2 separate regions of the Homo sapiens genome follow, and region 2 is linked to region 1. A link is an interaction called in ENCODE POLR2A ChIA-PET data of the cell type or tissue named here. Cell type or tissue: OCI-LY7. All regions are shown on one strand.

Region 1 (2,500 bases):
TGTAGATTCGTATCTTTCATTAAATTTGTAAAATTTTGGCCATTATTTCTTTAAATATTGTTTCTGCCAGTTTCCCTTCTCTCTTTCTATAACTCTCATGATGCCTATGTTGTTCTGCTGGATGGTGTTCTACAGGTTTCAGACTGTTCAATTTCTCTTCATTTCCTCCCCCTGTTCCTTAGACTGGGTAATTTTTAACTGATTTATCTTCCAGTTTGCTGATTCTTTAATCTACCTGCTCAAATGTGCTATTGGGCCTCTAGAGTGAATTTTTCATTTCAGTTATTGTACTTTCCAATGTCAGAATTTCCTTCCCTTCCTTCATTTCTTTCTTTTTCTTTTTTTTTTTCTTTTTTTTTTTTGACACTGTCTTGCTCTATTGTCCAGGCTGGAATGCAGTGGCAAGATCACAGCTCACTGCAGCCTTGAATTCCTGGGCTCAAGCAATCCTCCCACCTCAGCCTCCCAAGTAGCTAGGACTACCGGCACCACCATGCTCTGCCAGTTGCCATGATATGCACCACCATGCCTGTCCAGTTTTAAAAATGATTTTATGTAGATGGTGTCTTGCTCTGTTGCCCAGGCTGGTCTTGAACTCCTGGCTTCAAGCAATCCTCCCTCCTTGGTCTCCCAAAGCTCTGGGATTACAGGCATGAGTCACTGTGCCTGACCTATTTTTTTAAAAATATATATAATTTCTACCTCTTTTTTTTTGAGACCTCGTCTACTACTTGATATAATTTCCACCTCTTTATTGATAGTCCCTTATTTGGTGAAAAATCCTTCTCATACTTTCCTTTAGTTCTTTAGAGATGATTTCCTTTAGGTCTTTAAATATATTTAAAATAGCTAAAATAGTTGAGTTAAACTCTTTGCTAAAACATCTAATATCCAGGATTCCTAAGGGATGGTTTTTAAGATTGTCCTTTTTCCTGTGTGTGGACCATAGTTTCTTATTTCTTTGCATGTTTTGTCATTTTTATTTAAAAGTGGACATGTTGAGTATTATAATGTGGCAATTCTAGAAATCAGATTCTCTCCCCTCTCAGGCTTGTTGTTATTGCTTAGTGTAGTTGTTGTTTGTTTAGTGTAGTTGTTGTTTGTTGTTTGTTTAGTGATTTTTGTAGTTGTTGTTTGCTTAGTGATTTTTCTGAAATAATATTGTAAAGTCTATATTCTTTATGTTGTGTGGCCACTGAAGTTTGTATTTTATTAGCTTAGTGGTCAGTTAATACTTAGAGATTTCCTTAAATGTGTGGAACAAAAACAACAAAATCTTCTAGTCTTTTCTGAGAAGCTGTATGTGTATATAGGGGCACATCTTCAACACTCAGGCAGTTTACATCTTTGCTTTAGCTTTCACTTCCTGCTTGCACAGAGCCTCAAGATCAAGTCAGCCAGAAATGAGCTTATAGCCTTCTCAGGTCTTCCTGAGTATACACACAGCCCTATGCATGCACATAGCTTTCTAAATTCCCAGGAATGTGTTAGAGCTTTTCAAAGCTCTTATGGACATCAGTTTTTCTCCCTAGTTTTTTGGTTAGTCTATTGTTTGCCCCAGCTGTCATCCGTCACCTCAGGGAGCAAGCACTAAACCCTTTGCCTGTAAATGTTTTTGACAACCCTTCCTCCACCCCTTCTAACTAGAAGCTTTAGTACTGGGCCTGTTCCAACTCAGGTGAAATACAGACGAACCTTTCAGCTAGGCTTTCAAGGAGCTGCCCTGTAATTACAAAACAAGTAATTATAATTCTTTGCATATGAGATTCTTTCTGCTCCTACTGGTACTAGGAATGCAGGTTGTTGTTTTCAAGGTGACTACTCAACTGGAGAGCAGAGGATAGGACAGGGCTAAGTTAAAATGTCACAAAGCTCACTTTTCTTATCAAGATCCAGCCATTTTGTTTAAATAAGAATGCCCTAGGTTGCTTAATAAGCCATTGCTTAATTTCCAGAGTGCCACAAGATATAGACTCTGACAGTTTTTGCCAACTTTGTTGTTGCTTTTATGGTGGGGCAGAATTCCAGAGTTCCTTACTCTACCTGCTTTTGTTCATGTCACCCCATTCAATGCCTTTGGTATGTGAATAAGGAGCAGACTCCTCCACCCCTGACAGACACAGTCTGCAGGTGAGCTCTGGAGTTCATAACTTTATGGCATTACTTTTCCAAGTTCCCCCTCTCACTATCTCCCTGATATCTCCAGTTCCTCAGAGTTTCCGTTTTCTATCCTCCAACCAGAAAGCTGGGGCTCAAATCAAAGCAAAGAGCAACGATTGACTTCACCCTCTTGAATTTTGATGCAGTGGGTAGGGACTTCACCAGACCACTGGATTTCCTGCACCTGACTTGAGGCAGGGGGTGGGGGTGGGGCTATGGGACAATAGAAAGGGAAAAAGGTACTCTTGGAATAAACAGATGAGATTATAAGCAGATGAGATGAGGTCAAAGAATAATTTCATTTAATATTAAAAGATATATAACCTTGGCTGGGCACGGT
Region 2 (2,500 bases), 1.0 Mb after region 1:
TTCTGTGAGGATTATTGTTCTCTGCTTCCATTTACATTTCTCATAGACAACCAATTCTAACTCTTTTAGCTGTTTCTTTGAGATTTACGTGCATATCTTGAAATAAAATGCTTATATTACCACTTTTTGCTTTAGTTCTGTTGAACAATGGAGAACCTCACAATACTGAAGGTGAGGACTTAGTTCTCTGTTCACTCTCTACCTCCACTACCACGCATAATTAACACACTTCCCTTCATTTATCACATTTACCTAATGAAATTACATAATCATTTTTGTTTAAATTAATATATAATGTTTATATTAAAATCTGTAAACTCATGATTCACAGCTGAGAGCCATGCAATAGGCTATATTCCTTTTCCTTAGAGTTAATACTATTATCTTTGGCCGGTTGTTGAATTTTTCATGTAATGATCACTATTCTATCCCCAAACTCTCCAGTAGACCTGTAATTTTCTCTCCCCATGTTCAGACACGTGGATCTGTGTCTTCCATGTTGTTAGAGACATCTTTTGAAGCATTTTATCCTCCTGCTTGAATGTAAATTGATTGTTTCCTAGCTCTGTTCTGCAGCTGTCAGACTGATATTTTCTTTTATGATTGCCTTTTGTCAACAGCTTTCTGACATCAACTGAGTATTCTATGACCCAGTTCGATTCAGACACTACCTTGCACTTCTGCCTGGCCATCTACACATTTGGGGCTTCCTACAACTTCCTCACATTTGTTAATTTGCTATAACAACTCCCAGAACTTGGTGCTAAATAGTCATTTGATGATGAGGATGCGTTCTGAGAAATGCATTATTAGGCGATTTCGTTCTTGTACAAACATCAGAGTCTACTTACACAGACCTAGGTGTTATAGCATACTACACACTTAGGCTATATGGTAGAGCCTATTGTTCCTAGGCTATAAACCTGTACAGCATGGTGCTTTACTGAATAGTGTAGGCAATTGTAATGCAATTGTAAGTATTTGTGTATCTAAACATAGAAAAGGTGTAGTAAAAATACAGAATAAAAGATAAAAGAATGATATACATATACAGGGTAGTTACCGTGAGTGCAGCTTGCAGGACTGGAAGTTGCTCTGGTGAGTCAGTGAGTGAGTAGTGAGTAAATGTGACGGCCTGGGACATTACTGTGTGCTACTGTAGACTTCGTAAACACTGTACACTTAGACTACACTAAATTAAAAAAAAAAAGTAATTGCACTGTGATGTTATGACAGCTATGACATCACTAGGCAATAGGAATTTTTTAGCCATTATAATCCTATGGGACCACTTTCAGATACGCTGTCCATAGTTCCCTGAAATGTCATTATGTGACACATAATTGTCCTTGTGATTATTGTTTTATTATAAAAATGCAAATGAGCTTCCAGGTGAAAAGTTACATAGGACAAAGTCTAGGAAGTCCTAAGCACAGGGTCTTCTGTCTCTGTGGAGACCAGCAGTGCCATCCTCTTCATACATTGATGTGTTCACCAACCAGGTAGTTTCCCCAAGCCTTGCCGTCTGGAGTTATTGATGGAGTTTCATTTTGTATGCATGATTGATTAAACTTTTGACCACATGATTGAGCTAAATTTTCAGCATCCCTCCCCTTCTTGGAGGTTAAGCCTCAAGTTCCAGTTCTCCAATCACTTGGTTGGTTTCTCTGGCAACCAGCCTCCATCCTGAAACCACTTGAGGGACCCCTTCCATGAGCCACTTCATTAGCATAACAAGGAATTTCTGATTTCTGTCACTAAGAGTTTTTGAAGCTCTATGTCAGGAACCATGGACAAAGACCAAATAGCTACTTTGTATTATTTCAATAGCTATCAACTAGAGAATTTCCCTTGCCATTCTCCATTTGTGGATCCAGATCCTCTTTCCTGGTTTATCTTCTCAGTTGATGGATGGTGTCCTTTATTACAGTTTGGGAAAGGGAGCATAGCAGGATTTTGAAGACCTTATTTTTACCCTTACACTTGATGAATAGTGTGGCTAGGAATAAGTTGAATACTTTTTCTTAGAATTTTGTTGTTTCTTTTCTTATTCCAATGTTCCAGTTCCCAATAGCTTTGTTTTGCTCTCTGAATGTTTCTTGTTGGAAGTATCTGATTTTTGTTAGTATTTTTAAAGCAATGCCGTTGCTCTGTTATAGTACTGAAGTTGTCCTCGTCTTCCTCCTTCTTCTTCTTTCTTCCTCCCCGTGCCCCTTTCCCTTCCCCTTCTTCTTTCTTTCTTCTGCTTCTGCTGCTGCTTCATTTTCTTCCTGCTCCTTGATCCTTCTACTTCTTGCTTTTGCTTTTTATGGAATTTTTCTTCTACTTCCTGTATTGTCTGCATCCTCAAAGTCCCTTATCTGTTGTTTATTTTGGTCTCTATTTGTCATATTAGAGCCTTTCTCATGATGATAGGTGATCTTTGGTAGAAGCTGTGTGTGTGTAGTGTGTGTGTATGTGTGTGTATGTGTGTGTGTGGTGTGTGCAGGCAGGGGGTTCC

What was found. Peaks named below come from ENCODE experiments on the same cell type or tissue, not always from the same donor. Only the 100,000 strongest peaks of a DNase experiment are listed, where the experiment ranks them.
Region 2: POLR2A ChIA-PET joins it to region 1 with 5 read pairs; 2 of 35 experiments call an interaction of 5 or more read pairs at or near these places.

What each region holds. Positions count from the first base shown.
Region 1 is chr15:31,012,639-31,015,138 of GRCh38, forward strand. The region is part of intron 27 of TRPM1 (transient receptor potential cation channel subfamily M member 1); the gene reads right to left. Among named protein-coding and RNA genes, the nearest start is that of TRPM1-AS1, 13 kb to the right of the region's middle. In OCI-LY7, no CTCF peak of the experiment used is centred here; a DNase peak (open chromatin) is centred at 1,383; H3K4me3 peaks cover 480 bases; H3K27ac peaks cover 956 bases.
Region 2 is chr15:32,062,038-32,064,537 of GRCh38, forward strand. All of the region lies in intron 2 of CHRNA7 (cholinergic receptor nicotinic alpha 7 subunit), which reads left to right. Among named protein-coding and RNA genes, the nearest start is that of CHRNA7, 33 kb to the left of the region's middle. In OCI-LY7, no CTCF peak of the experiment used is centred here; no DNase peak of the experiment used is centred here.